2 separate regions of the Homo sapiens genome follow, and region 1 is linked to region 2. The links are chromatin loops, found by intact Hi-C in ENCODE. Cell type or tissue: HepG2. All regions are shown on one strand. Links, peaks and the distances in the headings refer to the core of each region. The heading gives the core; the rest is flanking DNA.

Region 1 (11,497 bases), core at 2,278-10,277, 330 kb after region 2:
TTTGTAGGAAGCTTTAAAGAAAGGAGGCTTTTGAAACTACAACAAATTGCACACTTAAATATAAATGCATTTTGGTAAGTCATGATTGTATAAAAGTCCTGCCCAAATTGAGCAGCAGTCTATTTTCTTAAAATTTTAAATTAATAAGAACTAATTAAAGCAAAGTAGAGAAATTAGGTAAAACATGAAGGAAAGAAATCAGCTATAATCCCACTACCCAAACTTGCTCTTAATATTTTATTGTCTTTTAAGTCTGTTTTCATGGATAGAATTTTAAAAAATATATAGTCATAGTTGTACTGTATTTATAATTGGGCCAGATAGTTTACAAATATAATTTATTTAAGCCATTTTCTCATTGTTGGATTTTAGGTTATCTTCATTTCCCAAGTGTTAATAATTTTTCAGTGAATATCATTAGGGATAAGGCTTTTAATTTTAAGTTCCAGGATACATGTGCAGAATGTGCAGGTTTTCATAGGTACATGTGTGCCATTGTGGTTTGCTGCACCTATCAACCCATCGCCTACGTATTAAGCACAGCATGCGTTAGCTATTTATCCTGATGCTCTCCCTCCCCCGACCCCCTGCCCAACAGACCCAGTGTGTTGTTGTTTTGCTGTATGTGTCCATGTGTTCTCATTGTTGTAAGTGAGAACACTTATAAGTAAGAACGTGCAGTGTTTGGTTTTCTGTTCCTGTGTTAGCTTGTTGAGGATAATGGCTTCTAAGCTCCATCCATGTCCCTGCAAAGAACATGATCTCATTCCTTTGTATGGCTGCATAGTATTTCATGATGTATATATACTACATTTTCTTTATCCAGTCTGTCACTGATGGGCAGTTAGGTTGATTCCACATCTTTGTTATTGTAAATAGTGCTGCAATAAACATACCTGTGCATATATCTTTATAGTAAAATGATTTATATTCCTTTGGGTATACCCAGTAATGGCATTGCTGGATCAAATGGTGTTTCTGGTTCTAGGTCTTTGGAATTGCCACACTGTCTTCCTCAATGGTTGAACTAGTTTACATTCCCACCAGCAGTGTAAAAGTGTTCCTATTTCTCCATAGCCTTGCCAACATCTGTTGTTTCTTGACTTTTTAATAATAGCCATTTTGACTGGCATGAGATGGTATCTTATTGTGGTTTTGATTTGCATTTCTCTAACGATCAGTGATGTTGAGCTTTTTTTCATATGTTTATTGGCTGTATATATGTCTTCTTTTGAGAAGTGTCTGTTCATGTGCTTTGCCCAATTTTTAATGAGGTTATTTTTTTCTTGTAAATTTGTTTAAGTTCTTTGTAGATTCTGGATATTAGACATTTGTCAGATGGATGGATTGCAAAATTTTTCTCTCATTCTGTAGGTTGTCTCTCTGCTCTGATGATAGTTTGTTTTTTCTGCGCAGAAGCTCTTTAGTTTAATCAGATTGCATTTGTCAATTTTTGCTTTTGTTGCAATTGCTTTTGAAGTTTTTGTCATGAAATCTTTGCCCATGCCTATGTCCTGAACAATATTGCCCAGATTTTCTTCTAGGGTTTTTATAGTTTTGGGTTTTACAGTTAAGTCTTTAATCCATCTTGAGTTAATTTTTGCATATAGTGTAAGGAAGGAATCCAGTTTCAATTTTCTGCATATGACTAGCCAGTTCTCCCAGCACCATTTATTAAAAAGGGGATCATTTCCCATTGCTTGTTTTTTTCAGGTTTGTCAAAGATCAGATGGTTGTAGATGTGCGGTTTTATTTCTGGGTTCTTTTTTCTGTTCCACTGGTCTATGTGTCTGTTTTTGTATGAGTACCCTGCTGTTTTGGTTACTGCAGCCTTGCAGTGTAGTTTGAAGTCAGGTAGCATGATGCTTCCAGATTTGTTCTTTTTGCTAAGAATTGAATTGTCTTGGTTGCACAGGCTCTTTCTTCATTCCATATGAATTTTATAGTTTTTTCTAAATCTCTGAAGAATGTCAATAATTATTTAATAAGAATAGCATCAAATCTATAAAATACTTTGGGCAGTATGGCCATTTTCATGATATTGATTCTTCCTATCCATGAGCATGTAATGTTTTTCCATTTGTTTGTGACCTCTCTGATTTCTTTGAGCAGTGGTTTGTAGTTCTCTTTGAAAAGGTCCTTCACTTCCCTTCTTAGCTGTATTCCTAGGTACTTAGTTGTCTTTGTAGCAATTGTGAATGGGAGTTCATTCACGATTTGGCTCTCTCCTTGTCTATTGTTGGTGCATAGGAATGCTTGTGATTTTTGCACGATGACTTTGTATCCTGAGACTTTGCTGAAATATCTCATCAGCTTAAGAATGATTTGGGCTAAGATGATGGGGTTTTCTAAATATATGATCATGTCATCTGCAAACAGAGACAATTTGACTTCCTCTCTTCCTATTTGAATACCATTTATTTCTTTCTCTTGCCTGACTGTACTGGCCAGAACTTCCCATTATTATGTTGAATAGAAGTGTTGAGAGAGGGTATCCTTGTCTTGTGCTGGTTTTCAAAGGGAAAGCTTCCAGCTTTTGCCCATTCAGTATAATATTGGCTGTGGACTTGTCATAAATTGCTCTTATTATTTTGAGGCTTGTTCCATCAATACCTAATTTATTGAGAGTTTTTAACATGAAGGGATGTTGAATTTTAGCAAAGGCCTTTTCTGCATTTATTGAGATAATCATGTGGTTTTTGTCTTTAGTTCTGTTTATGTGATGGATTACGTTTATTGATTTGTGTATGTAGAACCAGCCTTGCATCCCAGGGATGAAGCTGACTTGATTGTGGTAGATAAGCTTTTTGACTTACTCTCTGGATTTGGTTTGCCTGTATTTTATTGAGAATTCTTGCATCAATGTTCATCAAAGATATTGGCCTGAAGTTTTCTTTTTTTGTTGTATCTCTGCCAGGTTTTGGTATTAGGATAATGTTGGCCTCATAAAGTGAGTCAGGGAGGAGTCCCTCCTTTTCAATTGTTTGGAATAGTTTCAGAAGAAATGGTACCAGCTCCTCTTTGTGCCTCTGATGTAATTCACCTGTAAATCTGCCTAGTCCTGGGCTTTTTTTGGTTGGTAGGCTATTTATTACTGCTTAAATTTCAGAACCTGTTTTTGTTCTATTCAGGGATTCAACTTCTTCCTGGTTCAGTCTTGAGAGGGTGTACATGTGCAGGAATATCCATTTCTTCTAGATTTTCTGGTCTATTTGCATAGAGATATTTATAGTATTCTCTGATGTTTGTTTGTATTCCTATGGGGTCAGTGGTGATATCCCTTCTATCATTTTTTATTGTGTCAATTTGATTCTTCTTTCTTTTCTTCTTTATTAGTCTAGCTAGCAATCTATTTTATTAATATTTTCAAAAAACCAGCTGCTGGATTCACTGATTTTTTTGAAGGGTTTTTGTGTATCTATCTCTTTCAGTTCTGCTCTGATATTGGTTATTTTTTGTCTTCTGCTAACTTTGGGGTTTGTTTGCTCTTGGTTCTCTAGTTCTTTTAATTGTGATGTTAGGGTGTCAATTTGAGATCTTTCTAGCTTTTTGATGTGGGCATTTAGTGCTATAAATTTCCCTTTTAACACTGGTTTACCTGCATCCCAGAGATTATGGTATGTTGTCTCTTTTTTCTCATAGGTTTCAAATAACTTCTTGATTTCTGCCTTAATTTCATTATTTTCCCAAGAGTCATTCAGGAGCAGGTTGTTCAATTTCATGTAGTTGTGTGGTTTAGAGTGGGTTTCTTAATTTTGAGTTCTAATTTGACTGTGCTGTGGTCTGAGAGACTGTTTGCCATTATTTCAGTTCTTTTGCATTTGCTGAGGAGTGTTTTACTTCCAATTACGTGATAGATTTTAGAGTAAGTGCCATGTGGTGCTGAGAATGTATATTCTGTTGTTTTTGTGTGGAGAGTTCTGTAGCTATCTATCAGGTTCACTCGATCCAGAGCTGAGTTCAATTCCTGAATATCTTTCTTAATTTTCTGTCTTGATGATCTAATATTGACAATGAGGTGTTAAAGTCTCCCACTAGTAATATGTGGGAGTCTAAGTCTCTTGGTAGGTCTCTAACAACTTGTTTTATGAATCTATGTGCTCTGGTATCGGGTGCATATATATTTAGGATAGTTAGCCTCTTCTTGTTGAATTGATCCCTTTACCATTATGTAATGCCTTTCTTTGTCTTTTTTTTTTTTATCTTTGTTGGTTTAAAGGCTGTTTTTTCAGAAACTAGGATTGCAAACTCTGCTTTTTTTATGCTTTCCATTTGCTAGGTAATTTTTTTTTCATCCCTGTATTTTGAGTCTATGTGTGTCTTTGCATATGAGATGGGTCTCTTGCATACAGTACACTGATGGGTGTTGACTCTTTATCAAGCTTGCCATTCTGTGTCTTTTAATTGGGGCATTTAGACCATTTCCATTTAAGTTGTTATTGTCTTTTGTGAATTTGATCCTGTCATCATGATGCTAGCTGGTTATTTTGCAGACTTGTTGGTGTAGTTGTTTCATAGTGTCATTGGTGTTTGTACTTCAGTGAGTTTTTGTAGCAGCTAGTAATGATTTTTCCTTTCCATATTTAGTGCTTCCTTCAAGAGCTCTTGCAAGGCAGGGCTGGTGGTGACAAATTCCCTCAGCATTTGCTTGACTGAAAAGAATTATATTTCTCCTTTGCTTATGAAGCTTAGTTTGGCTGGATATGAAATTCTGGGTTGGAAATTCTTTTCTTTAGGACTGTTGAATATTGAATATTGGCCCCAAATCTCTTTTGGCTTATAGAGTTTCTGCTGGGAGGTCCACTGTTAGTCTGATGGGCTTCCCTTTGTATGTGACCTAACCTTTCTCTCTGGCTACCCTTAACATTTTTTCCTGCATTTCAACCTTGGGAAATCTGAAGATTATGTGTCTTGGGGTTGACCTTTTCATGGAGTATCTTACTGGAGCTCTCTGGATTTTCTGAATTTGCATGTTGGCCTGTCTTGCTAGGTTAAGGAAGTTCTCCTGGATGATATTCTAAAGTATGTTTCCCAACTTGGTTCTCTTCTCCCTGTTTCTTTCAGGCACCCCAATCAGTCGTAGGTTCAGTCTTTTTACCTAATTCCATAGTTCTCAGAAGTTTTGTTCATTCTTTTTCCTCCAATCTTGTCTTTCTGTCTTATTTCAGCAAGGTAGTCTTCAAGCTCTGAAATTCTTTCCTCTGCTTGCTCTATTCAGCTATTGATACTTGTGGTTGCATTGTGAAGTTCTTGTGTTGTGTTTTTTGGCTCCATTAGGTCATGTATGTTCCTCTCTAAACTTGTTATTCTGGTTAATGGCTCCTACAATGTTTTATCATGTTCTTAGCTTCTCTGCTTTGGGTTAGAACATGCTCTTTCAGCTCATTGAATTTCATTATTACCTACCTTCTGAAGCCTACTTCTGTCAGTTCATCCATCTCAGCCTCAGCCCAGTTCTGTGCCCTTGCTGGAGAGGTGTTGCAATTATTTGGAGGAGAAGAGGCACTCTGGCTTTTTGAGTTTTCAGCATTTTTTCATTGATTCTTTCTCATCTTCATGAGTTTATCTAGCTTCGATCTTTGAGGCTGCTGACCTTTGGATGGGGTTTTTGTGGAGACTTTTTTGTTGGTGCTGTTGTTGTTGCTTTCTTTTGTTTGTTTGTTTTTCTTTTAAGAGGCCCCTCTTCTGTAGGGTTGCTGCAGTTTGCTGGGGGTCCATCCTGCACCTGGAGGTGTCACTCCCGGAAGCTACAGAACAGCAAAGATGACTGCCTGCTCCTTCCTCTGGGAGCTCTGTCCCAGAGGGGCACCAAACTGATGCTAGCAGGAATGCCCCTGCATAAGGTGTCTGGTGACTTCTGTTGGTGGTGTCTCACCCAGTCAAGAGGCATGGGATCAGGGACTCACTTAATGAAGCACTCTGGCTGCCCCTTGGTAGAGGGGGTGTGCTGCACTGGGGGGAATCTCATTAGTCGGGGACAGCCCGGACCCCTCAGAGCCAACAGAGAGAAAGATTTAAGTCTACTGATTAATGGAGACGGTGGCTGCCCCTCTCCACAGGGGCTTCATCCCAGGGAGATCAGAGTTCTGTCTATAAACCCCTGGCTGGAGTTGCTGAAGTTCCCACAGGGAGGCCCCACCCAGTGAGGAGGGATGGGCCAGGGTCTGGCCTAAAAAGACAGTCTGGCCATGATCTACCACAGCTGTTGGGCTGTGGAGAATTCCTCCTGGGTCCAAACCACCCAATCTCCCTGGCACCGGCAGGGAAAACGACAGACTGGAGCTGCAGTGATGGCTGCTGCACCTCCCCCAGGAGCTCAGTCATCTTAGGCAGCTGGCAGCCACACTGATGATGGCCGCCCCTCCACCCGGGGGCTCGGTAGTCTTAGGCAGTTTCCAGCAAAGTGGCGGCCAAGAATCTACACAGCTCTGGGCTTGGGACCCAAGGCCCGGGTAGCATGGGCTCACGAGGGGATCTGATCCACAGGTTGCACAGATCCGTGGAAAAAGCATAGTTTCCCGGGTGGAGTAACACACTCACTGCCTACCTTGACTGGGGATGGGAGCTCCCCTTGCCCCATGCTGCTCCCTGGTGGGCCATAACTCGCTCTGCTTTTTCTCCGCTGTCCATATGTTGCGCTGTCTAGTCAGTCCCAACGAGAGAACCTCAGTTGCCGGTTTAGGATTAACTTGCCGTTTTCTTTCTTCTCAGTGGGAGCCTCCAACTGCAGGTGTTTCTAGGCAGCCATCTTGCCCCCGCCCCGCCTCGAGTGGTAAGACTTTTTAAAAAGAGATTATGTCTATAAGGTAGATTTGTAAAGGTGGAATTAGTGCATCAGAGTATTAGCCTTCTTAAAACAGACTCTTGACATCTAACTATATCCACAAGTTATTTTTCCCAACATTTACATTATGCAATAAAGAACATAAACAGAAAACTGTATACACATAAGCATAGTTCATTTCTCATTTATTTATTACAAAGCAAATACCAGTTTACATACATTACCATTGCTCCAGACATGCTCTTAATGCACCCTCCCAATCACTATTTCATTCTTTCCTTGCAAAGGAAACCACAATCTTGTTTTTTGGAATTTGCTTCCTTGCTTTTATTTATAGTTTTACCATTGAAGCATATATCCCTAAATACTAGAGTTTGGTTTTGTCTGCTTTTAAAACTTTATATAAATGCAGTCATACCATCTGTGTTTGTCTGAGTTCTCATGTTTGATTTTACGTTTGTAAGATTCATTTTTGTTGCACATAGCTGGCAAATTGCTCATCGGTATTTTGTTTCTGGATCATACACATTCTGTGAAACAAATGCTAACTTGTAGCTCATTCCCCATTACTTTAAATAGAAAATAAAAGTATGCTGTAGCACTCCCATTCCACCTGTTTCTTAAATGGAACTAAAGCAGTAATTATGTATATTACTTATATACACAAGCAATAGATTCTAAAATGCTTACAGTATGGCTTTCTGATCACCAAACAATAAGAGTAGTGGTTAATAAGCAATTGCTTTGCATGCAGTAATACATTGCACTTCCCTTCTTTTGGCAATCTTCAGCTTTTAAAAAAGTCTGTGTAAGGTCTGACATTTTAACAGTTGTATTTGGACTCACTGAATTTGACTACATTGTTTAATATGTTTTAATAAGATTTAGGGATATAAATACAAAACTTTCCCATGTAAACGTCAGCCAAAATAATTTGTGCTGAAAGGTGTATTTTATGAAAGCCGGGTATTAAATATCAAAAGACATTCCACCATAAAACATTAGCCAGTTAGATGCTCTGAGGGCTATGATTGTAGATGACTCATTTTAATTGTATAGTCATTAACTGATTAAATTCCGGTATTGGTATGTTTACAATCATTGGGTGGTTTGTAGGGGCAGTTATTTTACATTGCAGAGATGCAGGTGCTGTTTAATAATGGAGTTAGTTCTTTCTCTACTTTCATTTTCCTTAATCCCCAGAGCCCTTCAGCCTACTTACAAAATAGGAGCCAGTGCATCTTGAGATTTTATTACTTTTGTTCATCTTTGGGTATCTGGGGAGAATTAGCTACATAACTCTAAGGAGGAAAGATGGAACCAGGAACTGCTGCTGTATAGCATTTTGCATAGGTTTTCAGGAGTAAACCTCTATTTGACTGATGGTAGCACAGCAAACATCAACAAATCACATTTCCCAGTGTCGGTAGATTGAAATAAAGCACAAACATGTCCTGTTGGTTCTGTTTTTCTGGGGAACCCTGACTAGTACATTGACCCATGAAGACTAAAGGCTCAAACACAGGAGTTATCTGAGGTTAGTATCTGCATGTCCATGGCAAAAAGCCTCCAACCAATGTCAACAACCACCCAGTAGTTTGATAGGATGCAATATCATTATGCATGAATAAATTTCCCCAATTCATAAACTATTACAGTAACACCAAGATGATTTAAAATAGTTTTCCCTTCCACTTAATGCAATTTTTAAAAGCTTATAATAGACAGTGATTCTTCCTGTAAGGCCAGAGATCTAAGTTACTCTATGGTTTGAAACAGTGGATTATTTTAATGTAGAAGGAATAGCATTTTTTGACAGACTCTGCTAAACTACTTAAGGCTGAAGACTGTCATGTCAGGTAACTTCAACAGATGATCACAATGCCTGACATAGAATCCATGTGTTAAATCTTCCTAAAATGAATAAAAAAAGGTTATGGAGATCTACGGGCAGTGGGGGTTATGAGGCCAATGTTGCTTGATGAACCTTATCTCTAGTAGATGAAGCTACTTCCCAAGCTTGGCTGTCCAAAATGTCAAAAATATGGCCCCTAGGAATGTAAAATTTTACATATTTGGAAGGAATGGGGTGGACTTGGGGTTCTCAATTGCAAAAAAGTTGATATTACATATTTTAAGGAAACTTTCAAGAGTAACTTGGGTTAGGACTGTCTCATATGGAGTTTCCTGCTAATAGATTATGGGGGCCGGTGGGGGCGGTGTAACTCAGGGAATTTAATCTGTGTCTGTGGTCCCTTTGCTATGGTTAATGACCAGCGAACAGCTCTCCAACAATTGTCCTCAATATCCATCAGAGTCTCCCAGAATGGGGTCATTACTTTTCTATTCCCCAATACTTTCTAATTTCCCCATATCAAATATCTAACAATCTATAAGGCAGATATGAAAAGTTATTTACTAAAAGGTCAGATGTACCTCAAAAAGAGCAGTTCAGTGAAGAGGGAACCATGCCTATAACTTATTGCATTCCCCTGTGCTACATAATGCCTTATTGATTTAGGCATTTGAAAGCAGAGTAACCTAAATGGGCTTTCTTTCTCTTTCATCCCTGCTCCTCTTTCTGGGGACTTCTATGTCCAGTCCCCAAATCCTGATACGTTTTCTTTCCTCTGAGAAACTTCTACCATTGTTACAGGAGTTTGCAAACTCCAATGGCTTTGGCTTTGGTCAGGTACTCACGCATATTCTCCTTTGGTCAAACTTGGCTGGTTTTGAAAGAGAAGAGGAAGATCCCAATGGTGTGAGCAAGAGGGGACCCTGCATCAAGCCCTATGCTTTGGGGGACCCTGTTTATCACAAATATACACACAAAATGTAAAATTTTTAAAGAGTGCATGGGTACCTCCATCCATTGATTTCTGGAGCTCAATGCAATTGCAGCGTGACCTATGGCCGTAACCAACTGCCCTCCTGACTAACGCTTCAGGCCCCAGAGAAATGCTTCTCACATTGCTTTCCCACTGTCCTTGAACGAAAGGTGAGTATGTCTTCATGTCATGTGTGGTGTTGATTGTACTGCTGCCAATATTGAAGATGTAAAGTACCTCAGGAAGCAAAAAGGATTTGAATGGCAAAAGTATATAAGTAAGAGAAAAAGACAAATTAACTCATCAAACTCTTCCTCTCAGAGAGCATAAGTGCAACGGCTTCTTGCATCATGAAATATCATTTCCCAGTAGTGCTGAGAGTCCATGTTCTCTTCACGTTTCAATTTGTGGATCTAGAGATACTTACGAAAAAAGCAAAGTACTTTCCACAGTTTGTACATGGTTGCTGAGGTGCGTTTTTCAATATTACATTTCCTATCACTTACATTTTAGATATGTAGGTCTAGATGTAATACTGGTGAAGGGTGATAGCAATTCTTTGCATTGGCAACTCGATGGACAGCGAATGCCAGAATCATGAATGGTTTTGAAATGGGAAAAGTTCCCTTGTCCCCCTCACAGGGCATGTGCTGGGGGTGTGGCTTGCTTCCTCAGTGCCCCGCTGCTCAAAACCCCTAGTGGGAGCAGGTAGACAGGCAGGTTGTGGGGAGCATGAGCTCTGACCCCGCCGCAGCATCTAGGCGTGAATGTTTACAGCTCCTGAAGCCATAGTGGGCATGTTATAGTGTGCTCTTTTAGTTTTGCCGTCTGTAGATGGCTCGTGTCCTTACTGCAAAGACAGAGGGCTTTCTATATTCTGGGGTTCTTGCCTTGGTGTACAGGAAAAATCGGATCATTCGTGGGCTTAGAGAATGAGTGCAAGGCTTTCTTGAGTGGTGGAAGTAGCTCTCAGCAGATGTATGGGGGACCAGAAGGTGTGTGGAGTGGGAAGGTGGTTTTCCCCTGGAGTTGGGCTGCTCAGTGGCTGGACTCTCCTCCGACTACTCCAGCCAAATTCCCCTCGGAGTCTGTGTTGTTCCGCTGATCAATTGCCTGACGGCGTCTGTGTCTGACAGGCGTCGCTGGTGCCCGTTGGTGTGTTCTTCCACTCCTCTGCTCCTCTCCAGCCACGACGTCCAGCCACCTGTGTGCCCTTCTTCTGGTGTGTTCCTCTCAACGTCCAGCTGCTTGTATGCATGCCCAGTAGAGTCTCGGGATTTTTATAGGCACAGGATGGAGGGCATGGCGGGCCAGGGTGGTCTTGGAAAATGCAACACTTGGGCACGAAAACAGGAGTGGCTGTCCTCACGTAGGTCTGTGGGCGCAGGCCCAGGGATGGAGCCCTCGCCAGGGACACCACTCTTCTCCTCCCAGCACTTCCCTGTCCCTGTCCTTTATCAGTTTAATTTTCATAAATATATGTAATAGATTTACACATATTTTTAAAATATTAAATTAGATTTTAGTTTTCTTTACATAATTTTACTTGATATTTTGATACTTAATAGTAATATTTATTTTGCCCTTTCATTTTAATAATATGGAATATATTAGAAGAAAATCATTGTTTTTGGAAATATATATAATTTTAATTTTCTTTTTTATTTTTGGTGAAAATATATCCGCATTTTATATATAGTGAATACCATACATTTTATTTTAAATGTATTAGATCACTTTTGTCAGTAGAACAAAATTATGTAGAAGCTTTCACTCTAACAACATAATTAGTGATTTTTCTGAGTTGTAGGCAAAAAAATTTCATGAAAAATACACAATTTCTTTTATTAGTCATACGAACATCACAGACTCATCAACAGAATAT
Region 2 (11,497 bases), core at 1,378-9,377:
TTGTTCATTGTACTCTTATAATCCTATTTCTGTATAATCAGTGGTAATATCTCCACTTTCATTTCTGATTTTAGTAATTTGAGCCTTCTTTTCTTAGGCAATCTAGCTAAAGGTTTGTCAAGTCTGCTGCTCTTTTCAAAGAACCAACTTTTCATTTCATTGATTTTTCTATTATTTTTCTATTCTCTATTTATCTCTGTTTTAGTCTTTATTATTTCCTTCCTCCTGCTAACTTTGAATTTTATTTCGTCTTCTTTTTCAAGTACCTTAAGATCTAAAGTTACATTATTCTTTTCTAAAACATATGCATTTGTAGGTATACATTTCATTCAGTGCTGGTTTTGCTGCATCCCATAGTTTTGGTATGCTGCATTTTTGTTATTTGTCTCAAGGTATTATCAAATTTCCCTTGCAATTTCTTCTTTGCTCCACCAGTTAAGTGTGTTGGTTAATTCCCACATATTTGCAATTTTTTTCAGTTTGGGCAATTTCATTTTATATAGCTCCAGGAGAAGACTTGTCACCACTTCTTTTGTAAAGGCTGCTATACAAAACAATATTGAACAATTATTTGTTTTTGAACTGAATTCTGATATAATTTAATCTCAAAATCCTCTGAGAACTGCCCAAACTCTGATATTCTCTCCAATATATAGGCAGGTTATTAAAAAATCAACTCACTAGTTACTGGTGAAATACAGTAATTTTGTTGGTGGTACAGGATGGTACTAAACATATTGTGTCACTGTGCTGGATCAGCTGGAGTTATTAGATTGGTGCAAAAGTAATCGTGTTTTTTGAAATTAAAAGCAATGGCAAAAACCGCAATTACTTTTGCACCAACTTAATACTTGGGACTGGGATAACAGGATCACTCTTAATCCCATGGTCAAGGGTGCCATAGATTAGTGAATGAAATCTTCTCTTTTTATTAGAAAAAAGACATTTCCACACTAGCAATTCATCATTCACTTTTCTGGAAGTTTCTGGAGAGATTACGGCTAAACAATTCATGTATCTGATTAGTGTGCACAATGTGGGAAAGGCAGGCAGAGTGGGGGCTTTGGAAACATAATCTGAGACATATGACATTAAAACTCATTGACAGTGAGTTTGCTTTATTCTAACAAACTTGTGGGTTCAGACACTCGAGGATTCTTGAGGAGTTCTTTTGCCTTCAAGGCCATTTTGCACTAGGAGCCAACTTTTCTCCCCTTTGAAATTAGTAAATTGTAATTTTAAGAAAAATCTGTAGCATGTGACAAAGAACCTGTCCCAAGGACAGTTTGCTTCTGAAACTAATTTCCTAACAAAACCCTAACTGTGATGGTGACCATAGTAATTACGACAGGGAGGCAGCAAGCTACAGCCCACAAAAACAAAACTCAAGTTCTAGCTCTAACATTTATGAACCCTTTCATGTCATAAAATGGGGTCACCTTCTCTTGCCTTGCTTACTTCACAGGGTTTTGTGAAGATTAAAGAATGTATGCCAAGCGTTAACTGTAAAATGCTATGTTTGATTACAGGTGCCACATATGGATTAAATGTGCATTTTATATATATATATATCTATATACATACACATAGTAATACATAATCCATTACTATCCTAACTTAGATTAAAAAATGTATGCCAAGCGTTAACTGTAAAATGCTATGTTTGATTACGGGTGCCACATATGGATTAAATGTGCATTATATACATATATCTATATACACACACAGTAATACATAATCCATTACTATCCTAACTTAATACAGTATTATGCTTCTGATATTCTTATTTATTAGAAGAAAATAAAATTTACATGTCAATTCGTGAAGCATCTATGACTTTACTTACAAGCCCACAAGTTAGCCTGTTCCTGTTTCATTGGATGCTAGAAGACACAAGACTCCTGAGTCAGAGACAAAGGACTTCACTACACATAGCATAGCAGTATCCAAAGTGTCAGCATGGTCCCTTTGGCTCCCTTGTCTCTCAAATCCCATGGGGATGACTTGGAGAGGTGAAGACAGATGTTACATATGCAGTGGGTTTTCACCTCAACTGAGGACCACTGAGCTTCGCATTTTTACTGCTTTACAGTAAACAGAAAAAAAGACTTCTCTTTATTTAGGGTGATATGCTACCTCATTACTTAACATTGCTTACTGCAAATACAATCCTGAGAAATGGCCTGGGTAACAGGAGTTAGGGCCTTGCACTCAGCATGCCCAGCAAAAAATGTGCTGGATGGATGCTCAGAGCCCATGGCACATTACCTCTCCCAACCTTTGGATGAGATAAAACATGACCTCTCCCAACCTTTGGATGAGATAAAATATGACCTCTCCCAACCTTTGGATGAGATAAAATTTGATGTCTATTGTGCAATTTTGCTAAAATATTAAATAGAAAAGAATGGTAAAATTCAGTGACAATGCATCCAGAAAAGCAATTCACTTCCACTTCTGAAACATCTAGCTGGCTATGAAGGCCCTGACCAACATTTCCTAAAACTTACAAACATTTCCTAAGACTTGCATATATTTTATGCAATTGAAATTCTTATGATGTGACTTAGGAGTTATGGGCGAGTCTTATAGTGCAGACATTTCCACTTAAATGTCAGGAATTTTATGTATCAGCAGCTCTAGTGTATGGCACACAGAATCACTCAAATGGTTGGTGAACATAGTCTAGTTTCCTGTCTTCCTGTGTCTCAGCAGGAGATTCAAAATATCAGGGAAGATGAATATTATCAAAAGTTGTGGCGACCTCTTAATAGCATGATCATCTGGAGAGACTGAAGGCATTACGCAGGGTCAAGACTGTAATGACCTGCAATCAAAAAACCTTACAGACTTGAAGCTGAGTCTGTCGTTAAGTAGACATATAGATCATATAGATACTTTTCTATCTTTAAATGTGGTGGGGATGAGATGGGGGTTGAAGTAAGCGAATTTAAATTCACTTTCTAGTGAGACTAGCATCTAATCCTGGTGGCAAAACTTGTTTGGACACACCACTACATTCTAATTCTAAAATCAACAGCTGTGAGGTAGAGATCTCAAACCAAGCATGAATGATCACCATTCTTTTTTGTTTTAAAGTGGTTTTAATTACTTAGGAAACTTGCCCATGATTAGTGTGATTGAAAATGCCACTTTAACTGCAGTTGTAAAGTGCCTATTGATTCCTTATTGGAGTAAGAGACAGAGTACTACTTTAAAAAACTTCACTATCCTCAGTACTTTCAAAAATGCCCAGAGAGTTTTATCCTCTCGTAGGAGGCACACTCAAGAGCTTTTGTATGAAGAAAACAAATGGAACCCAGAATGAATTAGCCCCTTAGTAAAAGTTCCTGTTAGTCCCTTGCACGATGAACAAGAGTTCACGTTAGTTTCTTGCACGATGCATTCTAGATAAGGGCAGACTTTGAAGCTATATGGCCAGCAAAATCAGCATGCCAGTGTTTCCACAGGATGATGGGAACGTCACTGTGATGAGCTTTTCATCCAAGGTCTGGGTGGAGGTGGCAGAAAAACTATTCTGATCTATGCTCCATCATTTCTAGATAATCTAAGGATAAAGCCTGGACTATCTCCTGTAACTTACTCTTTGAACCTTATTATCTTATCCTATTCACTTCACCCCAATGAATTGCTTTTACAAAATTTATCTTGGAGGAGGGGCATTTGTCATCAGCAGATTCAAAACCTACTTACCGCACCTTGCTGTTGCAATGTCTAGCAAACTCCAGTTGAGGATATTACCTTAGGCTTCTGTCTTGTGAAGGCATAAGGAGACCTAGTGACAGAAAGGGGTCTGCTTTTCATGAGTGACTTTGTCCTCTTGTGAACAATGAAAATCAGAATCATGGAATGTGTGATTATTTTCTTCTCCATGAATGACCTTGTATTGTTCTGAATTATTTTTCACCTTAAATCCACTAATTGAAAGTTATTACTTTATTTTAAAAATAGTGCTTGAAGAAAATATCCCTCTTGCGGTTTTAACAAGTACTCTAAAACTAGAACTCTTTTAAAAATGACACATTTTGTAAATGGAAAGAAACAGTAATATTAATTTTGAAAAGACTGTTGATGTCACTGTGGTTTATTAGGTAAATACAAAGTATAGGCTCTTGCATTTTTTAAAAAGCAAAACCAAAGAGATTAGAAACCAAGTACACATATCCTCTTTAGAAGAGAAACATAAATCAGTTTTAACAATTAGGCACTTAAAAATGTAAATGTAAGACAACATTATAGAAGTATAAACTATAGTTACACTCCTAAATTCCTCCTGAAATGTTTACAAACACAAAATCACAAGCATGGAAAACAAATTTCCTCTTTATCAAAAAAGGAACCTGAATTTGAATCCAATGTGATAAACCAATGATTAAGGTACTGGTGGGTAGGAAAAAAGAGCTTCTGAAATTTACATATTTGATTAAAATGTAAGCATTTCATAAAACTATCACAATAGCATACAGTAGATATCATAATGAAAAATATATGTCAGGAAAATAATGAATCTAGACTTAAAATTTTACTTTACAACAAGGCACTTAACACATTGAAACAGTACAGTAAATTTCCAAAAGAATGCAATTGGCTACCTCTGAAACCTTGTAATAATATTTCTTTTGTGAATATACGGTAACATAACCATACATTTTGCAGCATTAATCATTGCATAGGAGGTAAATTAAATAATGAATTCTAACTTGGCAATTAGATTAGTTTTTGTTCATCGTTTCCTCTTTTTCTTTTAAAGGACAGTTTTAAATAATTTCACAATAAAGCACTCTTCTCATTCATGATTTATTTAGAACACAGCATAATGAGTAAGAAAATAAATCAGAACTTATAAGGTGTGTATCTGTATAAAAACTTATCTTTGGGTAACATTGACATGATTTTCAGTGTTTGGGTGTTGAAGTCAAGAGCACTTCTTAATAGAAGAAATATTTTCAGCAACTGAGTCAAAGGAGTTAAATTATTGCAACACAAGGACACTAAAAACAAATACTAAAAATCTTTATATATATAAATAGAAAAGCCTTCAACACATGGCATATAACTTATAATATGCTTGATTTAAACGTGTAAACTCATTAAGAAACTCCTTCTCACACTTCCTTACACTACAGAGGCTAGTGCATTAAGATTGGCTTAAAGTTTTCATCAGTTTTACAGTGCAAAACAAAAACAAAAAAGAATTAAGAAAGAAATGTTCAAACTATTCAAGGGGCAAGATGTGAACTTTCAACTAAAAAAGAAACTGCATGAGTTCTGTCATGTAAAAAAAACCAAGACAACAAATTTGGTGTTTCAAAGTAAACAAAACATAGGTCGTTATAAAGGGAGACACTAATGATTGTGATCATGAGAGGTAAAAATGTTCTACAAATTTTCTTTGATCAAATGGATACAAGGTTAGAATTACAAGTGCCTATAATCTGAGCACATTTTACCTTTGGGAAAGGTTTAAAATGCTTTTAAAATAATTCCTTTCACATGATACTTTCAGATTATTGGCAAACAACAGAAAACAAATGCCTTTCAAAAACTTGAAAACAGGCTTTTAAAAGTGGTGTTTGCATTCCAAGTCATAAAGTATATTGCCACAAGGGGGCACTGGTAATACAGGAAATAACCCTAATGCAATGTCATCCACAAACCAGAGTAGACTCAACGCTCACTCTCAAAACAGCCTTCCTGCCACAGCAAAACTTGTTTCCCAAGATGCCAGTAAATTAAGTAACAAATTCACAATTAGTTCAAGTGGACTCAGGAAAGGATGCTTTATTTTCAGATCTAGTGGACAAGCTCAAAAACTAGAATCTGAGAGAATTTCATTTGAAATGAGTTAGAAAAAAAATGTGGCATACTCTATAGGAATTATATGTTATAGGTATTTCACAGACAACCTAAATTACAGGAAAAGCTTCAAACAGGAGCATAGACTTGAAAAAAACAAAGATAATAAGATATGTATCTTAACTGGCAAAGAACAGGTACCCCAAACATTTATGATTTCAAAGGCAAGATCATACTTGTTTTATATCTTCAGTTTATATATATATCATACTTGTTTTATATCAAAGTGGCACATTGGGTTGAAGCTCAACTTTTCTTTCCTACATGTAAATGGGTTTTACTATTTGTTTTATTTTTCCATCTTGAAATTTTGATTCCCCCACCCTTATTTGCAAACCATGGACTTCCTCAACTCGATGACAGAGCTATACGACACATGCGTGTAAAGACATGGCAGCGGCAATGTCCACATTGGCATCACAGGTGTTTTTAAAGTTCTTTAAAAGGTGATGGTTTTTTTTAAATTAAAAAAAAACTGGATTACTTGACTAAAATCCAAGGCTTACTGTTTCAAGGATCTGTAGTAATTGGTGCACAATTTTTTATTTTATTAAGTTTAAACACTTTTTCTTATTCAATAGATGAAAAGTGAGTTATCCAGACACAGATGAATAAGGCTGTAAGGTGTATCAGTTTGTTTTATTTGAATTAGAGGCTCAAGGAAAACACCAGTGTTAGGAGAGCAAAATCCAGGCTTCTGTGTCAGATGATTTTCTTTACAATCGGGCAACAGGAACTTAAAAATCAGTGTTTTCAAGCAGAATACCTTGTTCTTGCACAAGTGTTGCTAGTTAATAAATGAATATAAGCGAACATTATATAGAATTATGTCTAAACTCATCAGGTAAACTAAGTATATGTTTATTATTGGTGTATTTAATAAGAAATACTAGAAAATTCTGTGTGCTTCAAAGCCTGCCAAGGATGTTTGGGGTTTTAATTCTTGTTTAAAATAACTGAATTAAAGAGTCTTGCTTCATGACTTTAAATTCAACTACCTTTCCTTTAGTGATTATTCTATAACATACAGAAAAAGCCATTCTGAAAACATACACAAGATTTTAGCACCAAAGGATGTTGACCCTTCTGAACGATTTGCATTGTGTTTTTCTCAAGCAACTTAAAGGTCAATTTTGTGTAGTCAAGGCTGACTAGTTTATAATGATACATTTGGGGATGTTTTCCATTCTAAATGAAAGAAAAATTTCACCTTCAATATAAACATAACTGCCTCCTTCTACCCGCATTGGCCTCTCCACCCTCTGCCCCAGTGTTGATAACTTTGCAACCTTAAAACTTTTCTAAGGTTTTAAAAGTCTTGCAAATTAACCTTCAAGTAGCTAAGAAATTAAGCCAAGAATTATCCAAAAGATCCAATAGCATTAAATAATGCACTAAATCTGGTAACATTAAATCTGATCAGATTTTTTAATCCATTTTTTGGCATCACCTTAAAGAAATTTAGAAACAGTTATCCCCCTTCACTGTATAGCTGTAACTAACACACTGATTCCGAGAGTATATTATAGTGCAGCACCATGTTATTTTCATAGGGTAAAAGTAAAATTACTCAATTGCGGCATATGTCCTTAGGACTAGTTATAAGAAACTGAGTCTCTTGCTAAAAGCAAGGATACATTAACTTTCAGGTTCCATCTTGGTTTTTCCATAAAGTACAACAGAAAAAGGAAGAAATCACCTTCAATGAAATTTGACCAAATACATTTCTGTGCTCCAATTAGGAGCCCTAAAATTGATCTCACACCAGGGCCTGACCTGGAAAGAAAACAGGCTCATTCCCCAAGTGGTGTGAACCTCAGTTGACACACACGTGTTTTCAGCCTGTGCTAGAAGAGTTGACTGCCCTGGGGCACCAGATCCAAATTTACAGGGCAGACAGCATCTAAGTGTGTACTCAAGGGCCACTCATTAGCAGAAACCATCTCATGTTTCCTGTGTATCTGTCATAGAGATTTTAAAGTGAAACATTTACACACATGTAAAATCTGTGGGGTGTGTCAAATACTTTCGTGTTTACTTGGATCAGCTTTCCTTTTTAAGATAAAATGATCTTTTAAAAACAAAACAAAACAAAACAAAAAAAAGTGATATGTAGCGCATTGGGTGGCAGCAGCAGTGTGCACTCCTGGACTCAACCCGAACTTTCCCCGTGACAGGGTAGAAACAAAATTCACCCAAAGCTGACGCACAACCCACGGATCTCCCCCTTGCTAAACCTAATGCTAAAAACCACTCTCAACATTAGGCAGTTCTATTTACACAGTGGCTGTAGATGTCCAGATATTTTATTTAAAATATTAACACATTCTTCTGACCTTGGGCTGAAAAATATCCTGAAAAAATTCTGAAGTAGAGGGTTTTGGTGGAGAAAGAATAAAGAAAGGAGGAATATGTTCTTTGGCACCTCTTTAACAAGCTCATTAGTAAAGTCCCGGGGTGGGGGCTTGTCACCAATGAATGAAGAGCTGCAAGAGAATGTATCTTTCTCAGGATGAAGAAGAAAACCAGTCAAAGGGCAATACTTTGTTCATCTTTCTAATCGTTTACACAAAATTTGGTCCATTTCTTCATTTACCAGTCAGTTCTCCTAAAATAAAAAACAAAACTATACCTTTGGTTACAGCGTTAACTCTTTTGGTGTAAGAGCTGATGCCTTTGTTTTGCTCCTCAGGTCGATTTCTCATTGTCTTCACCAATCTTCTGAACCCGTGAATACTTTTTGCATGATGATTTGAAGCAGCCAGGAGGCCAAGACAGCGGCCAGGAGAAGCAGCAAGGAATTGAGCCTTGTACATTTTTCTCAAAAAAATAAAAGATGGGGAACCACCATGCTCGAGATAAGAAATTAGTCTGTGAAGAGACCTTCAAGTTCTGTAAATGGTAGAAAAAAATTTAAATGAGACATATCTTTCTCAATTTGCATCCCAATTATTTTCTTAAATTGTCATTCACTGTAACCTAGGGAAAACAGAATTCAGAATCACATGGCAGTAATGATTTTCATGTCCTTTCCCTAACTCTACCATGACTCCGCTCCCCTAACACACCTAGGTGTCTTTCTTTCCTTTGTGGCTCATGCAATTTCTTCTGCCTGCAATTCCAGTAAGAATGGAGACTCTGGGAATGGATTTCAGAATTATTCAGGAGGAATAATTTTCAGGATGTGTGAGTGATCAAATCTAGGGGCCAAGCAAGTCAAAGAGTGAAAGAAGAGCTCAGAAGTTGAACACATTTAAGAGGAAAGATGAAAATTTTGGTTCAGTGGTGTCAGTAGTCAACTAGATGGAAGTGTAAGAAGGAAGATGGAAATGGGAGACTACAAAATAGGAAACAGAGCTACAAAGAGAAATAAAGTAATCCAAAGAAAGAGCATTTATTAGTGGACACCAAGAGTTGGACGTAGATCCTTTGGAAATGTAATATTTCAATTGCTCACAAATTCTCCAAATTGACAATATGGCAAGTCTATTCAAAGATAAGTAAGTCATGGTACACAGACCAACTCTATTACACCAAGGACACATACCAAGACTAGGAGAAAAGAGAGACTGGGAGGAATAATTCTGCCTTCGGACCAGAGGAAGAGAGCAAGAGTTAGAGACAGCTTCCTGGAAGAGGTGGCATTTGAGCTAGCTCTTTAAGTTTCAATGGGAGAAGAAAGAAAAGGCATCTGGAAACAAGGAAGCAGCAGTAGCAAATGAGGAAGAATCAGAAGGGAAGCCAGAGAGCACCATTATCACCAGAGGATATACCAAATCCAGTCATTCATAAGCTATTTATTTTGTGTGATTTTAAACAATAGCTGCTATCGGCTGGGCACGGTGGTTCACGCCTATAATCCTGGCACTTTGGGAGGCCGAGGTGGGAGGATCACCTGAGGTCAGGAGTTCAAGGCCAGCCTGGCCAACATGGTGAAACCCTGTCTCTACTAAAAATACAAAATAAAAATTAGCCAGGCGTGGTGTCGTGCACCTGTAATCCCAGCTATTTGGGAGGCTGAGGCACAAGAATCGCTTGAACTTGGAAGGTGGAGGTTGCAGTAAGCCAAGATTGCACCACTGTACTCCAGCTTGGGCAATAGAACAAGACTCTGTCTCAAAAAAAAAAAAAATTAAAAAAAATAGCTGTTACCTTCTCCTTAAAATTAATTTAAGTTGAAGGCAGGATTATGTCTTACCCAGCTGCACTACAATGCTTTTACAGAGAAGGTTCCTAAATTTTAATTTAGTACATATATTTTTTCATTCTAGTTTAAGTTACCTGAATTAGCAATGCACTGTGCTCCATAACTTTATGGCATTTTTATCCATAAATGGCATTTATATTTGTGAAGTTCTTTGCTTTATTTTAAAAAGCAGTAATGGATATATGTTTAAGTGAATGTGGCAACATCGGTTATCCCCATTAGGCTATCTAAAACCCCACGACATGAAAAGGGTCCACTGCATTCAAAGAAAAGAAATTATCCAAGCATCTTCACTGCTCTCACCTTTTCATTGGCCATTGAATGGTACCACCAAAACAGTCGTGTTGTGATATAATAAGCAATGATCACATCGATAGTGTAGTGTTCGTGTGCTACAAGAATGCAGATGATCCCGGCAGCACTCAGCAGCCAGCAGATTAAATGATACCACCAGAAGTGACGAGGCGAATCTGGACAGTAGAAAAATTACAGAGTTAATAAGATTCCCAGAGATGAATGTAATGATTACAGTCTGTCCTAACGACCTTAAGTAGAATAACCCAGGATCAGGAAGTCACCAGAAGGATAAAACTGATAACCTAAACTGAGTCACTATGAACTGCCCAGGATCTGCTCAGGTAGGAGGGAGGCAGAGGGGCTCCCTGGCAGCGGGCGTAATAGTCATTCACTGGGGAAGCTGGTAACACTAGACATTCTAGGCCTTACCCACGTGAATAAGCTGTTTAGTAAGAAAGAACAGAATTGTTTCTTATTAGGTTTGCTGGAATTGCTGCATACTGGCTCACATAAAGGAGCCACTTTCCCACTGGAAAGAAAGATAGTAGGGATCAAAAGAAAAGGTGGTGGTCTATGAAAATAAGGGGGGAAATGGGAAAGCAGGAGTAATTTCAGGTTTTAAATTTATATTATTTCTCCAGGGGTATGTGTAGGGTAAGGGGGTCAGAAGGAATGGCATTGTGGCTAGCAATATTTTGATTCTCAGCAATTTTACACTGTTATTGCCAATAGAAACTATAAAACATTCCCTCTGTAAAGGTTAGGGTTCCTAACCATTCACTTATGGACTCAGCCTTCCTGGTAAAGCCACTTAAAAGTTCATTCTACTTACTAGCTGTAAGAGACAACTGTGGCACTCACTGGTTTAAACATGATGGTCCTCCCCTTCTCACACAAGTGTTAATGACAAATATAACTGAAACCAGAGTTCATCTCTAGCAGCTTGGTGATCTGTTTTATTTTAAAGCTGTATTAGCTCACAATAAAAGTTAATCCAATAAACTGAAATTGATTTCATATTTAACTATGTTTACATTTATAGTGATATTTACATTCACATGTAGAAAGATGATTGAATAGCAAAAGGATCCATTTCCAGAACTTTATATTTATTTA

What was found. A loop is a pair of places that touch in the nucleus more often than their neighbours do. Peaks named below come from ENCODE experiments on the same cell type or tissue, not always from the same donor. Only the 100,000 strongest peaks of a DNase experiment are listed, where the experiment ranks them.
Region 1: a loop joins it to region 2, with 7 times the contacts of the local background. A loop is called at or near these places in 2 of 110 quality-filtered maps.

The regions. Positions count from the first base shown.
Region 1 is chr4:107,574,284-107,585,780 of GRCh38, reverse strand. It overlaps LOC105377358 (a long non-coding RNA gene), which reads left to right. Exons shown (of 3, transcript XR_939059.3): 2 at 6,712-6,772. Among named protein-coding and RNA genes, the nearest start is that of PAPSS1, 140 kb to the left of the region's middle. In HepG2, for the core only: a CTCF peak has its summit at 6,588 (motif pointing left); a DNase peak (open chromatin) is centred at 6,590; H3K4me3 peaks cover 528 bases.
Region 2 is chr4:107,907,622-107,919,118 of GRCh38, reverse strand. SGMS2 (sphingomyelin synthase 2) reads right to left here. Exons shown (of 7, transcript NM_001375905.1): 6 at 10,388-10,554; 7 at 4,072-8,769. The coding sequence ends at 8,566. All of the region lies in intron 1 of CYP2U1-AS1 (CYP2U1 and SGMS2 antisense RNA 1), which reads left to right. LOC107986298 (a long non-coding RNA gene) reads left to right here. Exons shown (of 2, transcript XR_001741784.2): 2 at 8,570-11,497. Among named protein-coding and RNA genes, the nearest start is that of CYP2U1, 18 kb to the left of the region's middle. In HepG2, for the core only: a CTCF peak has its summit at 5,637 (motif pointing right); a DNase peak (open chromatin) is centred at 5,658.